Linked DNA regions of Mus musculus: region 2 is linked to region 1. A link is a loop called in an ENCODE intact Hi-C map of the cell type or tissue named here. Cell type or tissue: gastrocnemius. All regions are shown on one strand. Links, peaks and the distances in the headings refer to the core of each region. The heading gives the core; the rest is flanking DNA. Region 1 holds the start of Ankrd46 (ankyrin repeat domain 46). Region 2 overlaps Ywhaz (tyrosine 3-monooxygenase/tryptophan 5-monooxygenase activation protein, zeta polypeptide).

The links. Peaks named below come from ENCODE experiments on the same cell type or tissue, not always from the same donor. Only the 100,000 strongest peaks of a DNase experiment are listed, where the experiment ranks them.
Region 2: it touches region 1 in a loop (5-fold over the local background); 3 of 42 quality-filtered maps call a loop at or near these places.

The regions. Positions count from the first base shown.
Region 1 is chr15:36,494,569-36,499,944 of GRCm38, reverse strand. Ankrd46 (ankyrin repeat domain 46) reads left to right here and starts at 3,154. Exons shown (of 5, transcript NM_175134.4): 1 at 3,154-3,218; 2 at 3,952-4,068. In gastrocnemius, for the core only: a CTCF peak has its summit at 3,093 (motif pointing right); a DNase peak (open chromatin) is centred at 3,144; H3K4me3 peaks cover 1,766 bases; H3K27ac peaks cover 1,732 bases.
Region 2 is chr15:36,775,008-36,780,383 of GRCm38, reverse strand. It overlaps Ywhaz (tyrosine 3-monooxygenase/tryptophan 5-monooxygenase activation protein, zeta polypeptide), which reads left to right. Exons shown (of 7, transcript NM_011740.3): 4 at 4,015-4,138; 5 at 4,805-4,968; 6 at 5,050-5,145. Among named protein-coding and RNA genes, the nearest start is that of Ywhaz, 17 kb to the left of the region's middle. In gastrocnemius, for the core only: no CTCF peak of the experiment used is centred there; no DNase peak of the experiment used is centred there; H3K4me3 peaks cover 1,413 bases; H3K27ac peaks cover 1,168 bases.

The DNA of each region.
Region 1 (5,376 bases), core at 249-5,248:
GACTGCAGGGTCTCTTCATGTAGCCTTGGCTGTCATACAACTCTGTAGACCAGGCTGGCATCAAACTCACAGAGGCCCTTCAGCCTTTGCCTCCTGAGAGCTGGGATTAAAGGCATGCACTGTTAACCCTGCATTAGGAGGGACCTCTTTCTTTACAAGTCCTGAGTGTTTTTTAAAAAACACTTCAGCATTCTGAACACATCTCTTTCTGCACAGAGAACTGGTTCTGACTAGAGGATTGTATTCTTCAGACTAGGGTCCCCATTTGTATTTTTAAAAGTCTTCTGCATTTTCTGAGACCATGTAGGAAGGCTTAATCAGCACAACCTAGACTTTCATTTCCTGCTCTGAGCAATCTTCTGTCCTCGCCTTGCTTGGATCTAACTCGGCCTTCTCCACCCAGCCCTGTTACACATTCGGATTCCTGGAGCAGCAGAAACACAGCCGCCCACACTCCGCTCTTGTACAACTTTGAATCGGTCTTGACTGGGCGCAGGTGATTTTAAAGTTCCTGGGGTGATTCCACTGTGCCACTCGGTGGAGACCCACTAAGCAAATAATCCCCAATGCAGCCCACGTGCCCATCCTCTTGTGGAGGTGCTGAGAATTCAAGGGTAAACGTGGGACTCTGTAACACAGATCGATCCTTCGCTATCACCACAGGAGCCATACACGTGGTGCCCTCTAACTCCGAAGAATAAATATGGAGTCTCAGAATAAACATTTATCCAAACACATCACTGCTGTCTTTTCCTCAATGGAAAAGGCTCCTTTATTCCATTATCTTATCCCAGTTGGAACTTGCAACCAAATGTATCTGTGGTGACGAATACACAGAGGGACGTTTTCCTGATTAAAGTCTAAGATCAGACACAGATGGCAGCCTTTAAATGTCCGCTTCCCCACAGTCTCCAGAACCTACACACATGCAGCTCTGCGTAGTGTCTTAGTTTCTTTCTCTGTTTCTGTGATAAAGAAAGGTGACAAAGAAAGCTTGTGGAATGAAAAGCTTAGTTTTGGCTCATAGTTCAGGGCACAGTCCATCTCTTCAGAGAAGCTGTGGCCATAAACGCTTGAGACAGCTGGTCAGAGTGCATCCACAGTCAGGAAGTGGACAGCAACGGGTGCCTGCTTCTGCTCAGTTCCCTTCTCTGTGGACACAGGCCAAGGTCACAGCCAGGGAATGGTGTTGCCCGAAAAGGATGGGTCTTCCTAGTTCAGTTAATGTAACCAAGATAATGCTCTCCAGGCCCACCCAGGGCACCTCCTGGGTGACTCTAGACGCCATGTAGATAGTGTCACTCCAGGGAAAGGGGACTTTTCGAGAGTGATCATCCAAACGAGGGTCCTGAGATGAGGAGATCATTCTAGAGCATCTAAGAGTCTCCCACAAAGCACAGGAGTGTGATAAGATGTGAGAGAAAGTCTGAGAAGATTCTGGCATGGAGGCGAAATCCAGGGAAGAGAAAAGGCATCGAATGGAGGAATGGCCACAGCAGGGGGACAGAGGTGGCTTTAGAAGCTGAGTAAGGTAGGGAGTTTCTGAAGAGCCTCGAAAAGCAATGTAGCACTTGGATTTTAGCAGGGTGATAACACTGTGCGCCTTCCTGGCATGTAAAATGACTAAATATAATCTTTGATTTATGGTCACTCCCATTAAGTATCAAGATATTGCTGGGATATAAAAGTATCATCTATGAAGATGTTCAGTCTTCACTGTGTCAAGTCCGCAGACATGGGGACAAGGATTCAGAGAGCACAGGCAACTCACAGTCCATTTCCTTAATCTCCTCAGAGGAAGAAAAAAAGCTGCCTTCACAGTCCTTACATTTTCCCCATTGATCAGAAGCCATAATTCGTGAAGAAGAAAAGATAAATTAGAATACAATCAATAAACTCTCAAGTTGTTTGATACACCAACCGGGGAAGAATAAATTGTAAGAATAGAATTATCATTTAAATTACCCAATGATTTGGCACAGTGCATGGGCATATATGAAGATATTATGGACTTAGCCACTGACAAATTGATTAATGTATCCCCAATTTACAGAATATTTATAGTCAGTCACTGCACAAGTAAATGTTAAATAGCTAAAGATGATTGGCAGCCCTGGGGATGGCTGAGCTCACCCTGCCCTGGTGTGTGGCCTGTGTGTGTATATGTGCACAGGCCCATGCATTCACAAACATGAGTGTGCAAACACTTAACATGCACTTGCACATGGAGACCAGAGGTCAGCCTCAGGTGACATACCTTAAGAGCCAATCATCTTGATTTTTTTTTGAGAGGACTCTCATTAAAGCCCATGAATAGCCCAGGCTGGCAGACTGGTCAGGGGGACCACTGAGACCCAGCTATCTCCTACTAGCCAGAACTTGGATTACCACATGCCAGCATGCTTGGCTTTTTATGTGGGTTCTGGGGTGACTTCAGGACCTTATGCTTGCAATGCAGGTCCTTTACCAACTGAGCTATCTCTCCAGCCTTCTTATAATCCTTAAATGAAAGGAATATGAGGTTTCCTTAAGCCAGGCAATACTCCTATACATCTATTTGACATTGCCGGGGGCTGGGGGCGGGAGGACGACTTAGATGTAATTCTTGAACAGACAACACCCTACAGGGTCATCTGGTGGGTTGGATGATACTAGAATTTGTAGAACAGTGTTTAAAAGAAGTCACCTTGGCTATATGACTGGAGTTGAGAGAGAGAGAGAGAGATAGAGAGAGAGAGAGAAGCTCTGTGAAAGAATGTTCCATATATGGGTGTATCATCATTTTCACATGTCATGATAAGTCAAGGAACCCTTATAAGTGGGTGTAAGCATTCACTCTGAATAATAACTCGGCAGGATTATAGCTTAGAGTAGACTTGTCAGCCATTATTTGCTAACTTGTGGATTCAGATTTTAAACACCTCCCCTGCAGCCCTAAACTAATAAATTAATGCGCGTGGCACTTAATATATTTGTTTCTGCCTTTTAAATTTCTACTTAGTTGAGGGAATGGGATGTATGTTTTTTAAAAGGGGTGAATGTGCGCGATGCTGGCTAGAGGCCGAACCGCCATGAGAGCCTCCCGCCTGCAGGGGGCGCGCCGCCGCGGGGTGCGAGGCCGCTCTGCCCTCGCGAGCTCCACCTCTGTGGTCGTCCGCGCCCCGCCTGTCGCCGCTGGAGAGGAGGAGCTGCTGCCATCACTGCTGCCGCGGGCGCAGGTACCAGGGCCGGGGCCGTGGGCAGCAGCTGGGCGGGAGCCGGTGACAGCTCCTCTGAGGGCCGTGGAGCCCGGCGCGGGTCCGAGCGGCTTCCGCGCGGGCGATGCTGGCAGGAGGGCCCGGGTCAGGCCTGGGAGCTTGCGCGGATGATGCCCGCGGGTATTCGCGGGTCTCAGGCAGCCCACGCCCCAGCCCGATGGCGGCGTCCTTCCCAGGCAGGGATTCAAAGCATAGCTAGGAATTGTCAACACCTTAGCGGTTCACGAGGAGACCGAAGCCCGGGCGTGCGTGGGCGCTGTGGAGGTGCGTGTGATCTGTCCGGACTGTCACACTGCCCAGGGTATCCGCGGAGAGAAAAGATTTGCACACTTTGCGCTTAGGCCTCAGGTGATCATGAACTTTCACACTTGACACGCGTCGTTAAAACGCAGTTGCTTCCTCTCCGGATTTCCCAACAACCGTCTTAGGGAGAAGACATTTATTTTAACAGCGTTCCACAGACTCTAGAATTGGCTGCGGAATGTAATAAGTGTGTGTTATTGAAGAGTAAATAACACTGCCCACTCTTCAGAACGTGGCATTAGTACTTAGGCGCTTCCCAAGGTGCCATCAGTGGTGTGGTGATTTTTCATGTTACAGTAACAGCTGGCTATCTTCATGTCAGATATTGTGCCTAATGGTCCTTTTTAAAATCTTTGCAACAACCCTGACAAGTACCATCTCTGATTTGCAGATAAAGAAGCTGAGGCACAGAGTCTTAAGTCAACCTGTCCAAGCCCAGACAGTTGGCAGACTAAGTGGGACCGGAGACGCCCAAGACTTCACGCCAGCATCCCTTTACCTTGCAAAGGTAGTAGTGTTCCTTAAGATTTTTGTTTATTGATAGAATTCGTAGCCTGAACTGGTTTCTCTTAGACTTATGCTTATGGAGTATGCAAGAGCCTGTGCCACTGTCCTTTTAGTTTCAAGGGAGTTTAATGAGAAATGCATTTGTTCTTTAAGCCTTGTAGTGATAATAAAGTTAAATGTCCTGGATTCTTACTGTTTCAGCATAGGTTGATTTGATGGAGGAGTGCGTCTGTGATTGTCTATCCACATTAGCTGTGTGTTGGTTAGTTGTATTTTCACAGCAGTTCTAGTGAGTGTACCTTGCACACATAGCATTCTGCCAAGCAGAAAGATTCCCCGACTCCTACAAGAAGCTAGTGTCTCACAGGATACCAGAGAGACGTGGGAGAGAACTGCTACGTGGTGAGGAACGAAGGATACACAGCACAACCTGTAAGCAAACTGAGCTAGTGACTGCAGGATCAAGGGTTTGCACTGTGAGACTGGGGATGTGATTTCCCAGTCCCAGAGACTGGGGCGTTAGAGTCTAACTAAGTTCCTTTACTATTGCGGAGACAAAGACAGAGGACTCCAGTCTGTCACCATGGAGAAGTGATGGTGACAGGGACTTGAGGCAGCTAGTCGGATTGCAGCTTTGCAGGTCACAAATCCCCCGTAGGCGTGTCCATAGGCCAACCTAACCTAGACACTTCCTCTGACACTCCCTTCCCGGGGCTTTCTCCTTCTGACAACCAAAGCTAACCACCACCGAGTCCCAATTTGCTTAGCTGTATTAGGATTTAATGTGTTAGGATTTCATACACTAGGATTTAATTCATTAGGATTTAAGAGTTGTGTTGTCCAGAGCTGCATGAGATGTGTCAGCACAAGCCTTTAATCCTAGTACGAGGGAGGTAGAGGCAGGCAGATCTCTGAAACTTAGAGGCTAGCCTGGTCTACATAGAGGACAGCCAGAGCTGTTACACAGAGAAACCCTGGCTCATACTGCCCCTCCCACCCCATAAAGAGTTGCGTTGCCAGGGTTCATACAGCTGACCCACAGCCTGATTTTCATGGTGGGGCAATTCTAAGAACCAGGGGTAACCTAAGTCCTTGATCTAATGGAGTTAATGTCCCCTGCAGGAAGATGGGGATAATAAAGTGATCTGCTTAAAAGTGGAAATAAATCCAGCTAGATGGTAACAATGACTAAGAAGAGCAAAGCAGGGCAGGGGTAGGCCGTGCTGGGAGAGGAGCTTAGACAGCTTTACAGTAGGAAATCATGTCCGAGAGAATGCTCTGAAGTGATAGTGATGGTGCAGGCAGGGGC
Region 2 (5,376 bases), core at 202-5,201, 280 kb before region 1:
AGCTCTTGATACTTTAAGGGTTTCTCTTTAAACAAATATTTTAACTCTGTGCGCGTGCGTGCACGCAGTCGTGCACCTAAACCACAGGACACTTTGCAGGAGTCAGTTTTCCTTCAGTGGAGGTCTGAAACATTGAGATCATGCCACCAGTCTTGGCATGAGGCCTTTAGCCAGCGAGACATCTTACCTGCTTGCGCGCTCTCTCTTTCTTTCTTTCTCTCTCTCTTCCTTCCTTCCTTCCTTCCTTTCCCCAAATGTGTGTCTGTTCATCACATGCATGCCTGGTACCCTTAGAGGCCAAAGGATCCCCTGGGGACTGGCGGTCCTGATGGTTGGGAGCCTTGGTTATCTGGAAGCGCAGCCAGCGTTCTTAACCAATGAGCCATCTCTCCAACCTCAATTTTTATGATTTAACCAGGAGTCTAACAAAATTGTTCCCTTAAAGGTTTTACCTAAATATAATGTTGACCCATTGTATTTATTAGATGGTTCCGGAATTCTATTCCCCTGCACAGCTGACTTACTGTCTGTTAGCTGGGCAACTTTTCCGGCAGCTTTTTATGGTCTTGGTGTTCCTTTCCTGGCACACGGTTTGCTTGCATTTGTAATTCTTTGTCACATGACTTCAGGCTCTCTTTGGGGCAGAGGTTCAGGTGTGGTGTCACATTACAGTGAGCAAGCCATGCTTGGGAAGTGTGCTTTGTCCTGCTACAGCACCAGCACTGCAGTCTGTTGGTACAGTAAAGGGCTTTGACGGGAAAAACCTGACTGATGGCCATTGTCTCAAAATCGGCCCACAGGAGGCCTGAGAATACCCAGGTCTCATCAAACAAAACCTTTAAAAGTATCCACTTTTTTTTTTTTAAAGGGTAAACTATAAATTACTTTGTTAAAAGTTGTGTGATCTATATGGGCTGGAGAGATGACTCAGCCAGTAAGAGCACTGACTGCTTCCAAGGTCCTGAGTTCAAAACCCAGCAACCACATGGTGACTCATAACCACCTGTAATGAGATCTGATGCCCTTTTCTGGGGTATCTGAAGACAGCTACAGTGTACTTACATATGATAAATAAATATTTTTTTTAAAATTGTATGATCTAAAATGTCTTTGCTCTAAAAGGGGGGGCAGGGGAGGAAATGTGCTCTCAAATTTCTAGGAAATCTGAGGATTCATGATTGATTGGGGATACTTTTCCTGGGATAAAATGGAAAGCAAACCTTGAAATTAACGTAGTGAAACAAGATACTTGTGCTACCTCGATGACCAGTTTCTCACTGGTCTTTGTTGACCTTTGGTCTAGAGAGTGATTTCCTCTGTCTCATGCAAGTGTAGACAGCCTGCTATGTGGCTGCAGCTTGGGAATGCTTGTGCTTGCTCTGACACCTCTGTGTCCTCCAAAGTGAGCACTTGGGGTGTCAGAGACACAGAATATTTTTTTTTCTCTTAGGAAAATATTCATTATCTGATAGAATCAGCCTCAGTTTATATTGTATCTTAATTGTTTAAAAATTAAATAGTGAGCTTTGTTTATTTTTGTATTTGAGAGATGGGTCTTTAAGGTACTAAGATAATAAAAATTTTTCTACTGAAGCTTGTTGTAAAATTCTTGTTTTTAAAGTAGGCTGTTGAAGAATTCATTCATTGTAATTCAGTCAGAATTTAATATTTGAGTGTCTTAGAAGCAGGCAACATGATGGGTTTTGGGTAGTGGTGTTTAGCTTATAAAATTTAAACCCATGAGACCCTACTACTCTACCTTATAGTAGGGTGGAGGCATGATCACTTGAGCCTATGAGTTCAGTTTACACCTGGGCAGTGTTGAGGTTGTAGCTTAAAGAACAAAACTGACTGCGTGAAAGTTAAAAGGTGTAAAATTGTTTTAATAATTGTACCTACTCTAAGAAAACAAAGGACAAACTAAGCCTTCCATTTTCTCTATCTTCCAGTAACACTAGTCCCTGACTGCCTTACAAAGGATATGTCCTTGTTCTCCTTAAACTAAAACCTTTGGAAGTAGACACAATAGAGGTGAAACTCAAGTGCCTATAAAAATTAGGTTTAGGAAGAATGTGTTAGCATTAAAAAGTATTTTAGCCCACATTTTTATTTCCTGTTCTTTGGAAGTGGGTGGACAGTATAAACAGTTGCTGTATTTTAAGGTGAGCAGCATGTAGCACATGTGACTAGAAAGTTACAGGCATTAGCAGTGATATGCAGGCACTTGAGAGTCATTCTTCACTCATCCTCCTGTGCAGTCATGACTATTTCCATGACAGTACAAGCAATCAGCATTATTGTCTATTATCTTACTGTTTTCTGTGTGGGGTGTTTTGTCTGTATGCATGTGTTTGCACCGTGTGCAGCCTGGTGTCCTTGAAGAGTGGCCAGATTCCCCTGAAACACAAATAGTTAAGGAGCTGCTATCTGGGTTCTATGCACTCACAGTTTAAAAATAAAACATTATATAGTCTTTGGAAGTAGGAGGTTAATTGATAGCCTTTGTACTGATAGCTTTTTCTGTGAGGAAGATGGAGAAATGCAGCTGTCACTCTGGCCACATGAATAGATTCCCAGGCCCCAATACATGCTAGTACCTATTGTAAGTTGAAAGTTACTTTTTCAAATGATTTTGGTTGCTGTTGGTTTGAATAAAAAACTCATGGTTCTGAGGGCCTGTGATTATCCCCAGAATATGTGTGTGTGGCTTTTGTGCATCAAACTAGATGCTTTGTTCATAGGGTCCTCGTTTTATTTCAGAGAGCTTTAGACATTGCTGTGCTTATTCTAAAATGGGTGTTTTGATAGACACACTGAAAGTTAAGTGAGTCACTTAAGTGGGGAGGCTGAGGGATTGCTGTTGATCTGTTACTGCAATTCCCAATAAGGGGTTTGGCTTGGTTTGGTTGGTTTTGGTTTTTCAGAAGGGTCTCAACTGGAACTCTGAAGCATGCTCTAGCTAGACTCAACTGGAACTCAGGAACCGGCTCCTCTGCCTCTTAAGTGCTGGGATTAAAGATGTGTGCCACCACTGCCCTGCTCCTGATATGTTTTTTAGGAATACAGAAATTACTAATAAAGTAGGTTGCTAATTCCCGTGAACATTTATCAACACTTCCCAAAGGAGTATCTGTCCAGCTTTAGGGTTTTCCATTACACCCTCCACACATGCAAGTCGATTCTGTGGCTTTGCTAGGCCAGCACAGGGTCACTGAGATACTTTCCTAACCTTTGGGTGACCTGTGTTGCCTTTAAGTGTTGAGATTACAAAGGTGCGCATGCCAGCTGCCACGTTTGTACATTATGAGGGATAGAGTCACTCACTCTTAACCGTATCTTTATGGCCTATCTACATGCATAGATTAAGCAGTAGGATTAAAATTTGTTCAGTTCTGTCCTCCATCATTGGATTATAGATATTCAAGAATCTCGAGTCTTTTCGGAGAATAGAAACCAGAATCTAGGCACACTTCTTGTAAGAATTGGCATATCTGGGCTTCAGCCCAGATGAGCACGGACATCACTTTGATTTCAAAGCAGTGGTGTTCAAGGAAGTAGGTATGGTGAGAGACTGACTTTTATTTATTCACTCTGTTCTACCTTTTTCTCTCCAATGCAGTTACATTATTTGTTTGAAGTTGGTTTTATTTAGTATGTAACAGTTCCAGTAAGCTCTACACTAATAGTTTTAAGCAAAGCTACAGAATGAAAATTTCCATTTGTGAGGATCTGTAAATAAGAAAAATAAATTGCTATGATGAGATGAAAGGGTTTTTTCCATCTGGCCTTTTCCCTGCCTTGATTTACTTGTTGATTTAATTTTTGAGTTAGTGTCCATTTGCAGTCTAGGCTGGTCTCATCCACAGCAATCCTCCTGCACCAGCACTCTGAACTGCTGGGTTATTAGAAAAATTAAGGTTTTGTTTTGACTTTTACAATTCAGTCTCTGGTGTTTGCTTAACTTTGGTTTGTAAGTGTTGTCTCCTTACTATTTCTGTTTCTTTTCTTCTGAAGTCTCTTTTGGAAAAGTTCTTGATCCCCAATGCTTCGCAACCAGAAAGCAAAGTCTTCTATTTGAAAATGAAGGGTGACTACTACCGTTACTTGGCCGAGGTTGCTGCTGGTGATGACAAGAAAGGTAAGCTGGTTTTGCTTGGCTGAGCTTACATGAAGCAGTTCTGGTGTGGATGCCCACCCTTTGAAGTATTCGTTCTTCCTTCAAGCACTGAGGTGCTGGCTATATGTAGGGCTCTTACTTTCTCTGTCTTGTGTCTTGCCTATTTTGGTATTTTAAACTTGAAGCTTTTTGAAAAGCTATTTGTATAAGAATGTTTCCTCACTGTCTGCATAGGTGTAACCCTAGAGTGGAATGAGGAAATCACTAGACAATGATTGGATGGTTGTGTGTAAGGGTGTTTGGCCTGCACGTGTCTGTGCACATACACATGCCCAGTATTGTTGGAGGTCAGAGCAGCGCAATTGGATGCCCTGGAACTGTAGTTACAGACTGTTGTGAGCTGTCCTTAGGGTTCTGGGAATTTTGAACCAGGCTCCACTGGAAGATCAGTCAGCCAGTGATCTTTGCCTCAGAGTTATCATTTCATCCCAGCCCCACTCTGAGCTGCTCTTCTCTTGACAACAGTAGCGAGTGGCTAGTGTGATCCAGGACAGCATTGTTTGTTTTAAAGAGTATAATTTGATTAAGAATGTCAGAGGACATGTGTGATCGTAAATGAAAAGTTTGGCTTAAGTAAAGCTGCAGCATTGACTTTGAAAATGCATTTTACTGTGTTGCATTATCTAGGAATTGTGGACCAGTCACAGCAAGCATACCAAGAAGCATTTGAAATCAGCAAAAAGGAGATGCAGCCGACACACCCCATCAGACTGGGTCTGGCCCTCAACTTCTCTGTGTTCTATTACGAGATCCTGAACTCCCCAGAGAAAGCCTGCTCTCTTGCAAAAACAGTATGTATTTTACCAGTTCCTTAGGAATTGGGCAGTCTTTGTTATTTGAATTCTGAGGTGTACTTTGTTTTGCATTTGTAGGCTTTCGATGAAGCCATTGCTGAACTTGATACATTAAGTGAAGAGTCGTACAAAGACAGCACGCTAATAATGCAGTTACTGAGAGACAACTTAACAGTGAGTACCTAAGGCAGTCTGCTGGGTATGGCTGGAAAACTGAATACAGTGTCCTATCTACTGTCTAATCACACGAAAAAGAAGACTACCTTATTGAAAACATTGCCAGTATTTATGAGATATCATTTTGGATTTAAATTGTCATAAGTTACTCCTTTGCATTTTCAGGTCTTGAGTAGTTTCTTTGTCATCCCATAGTCAGTTGTGTGCTTATTCAGCACAAGTAAATCA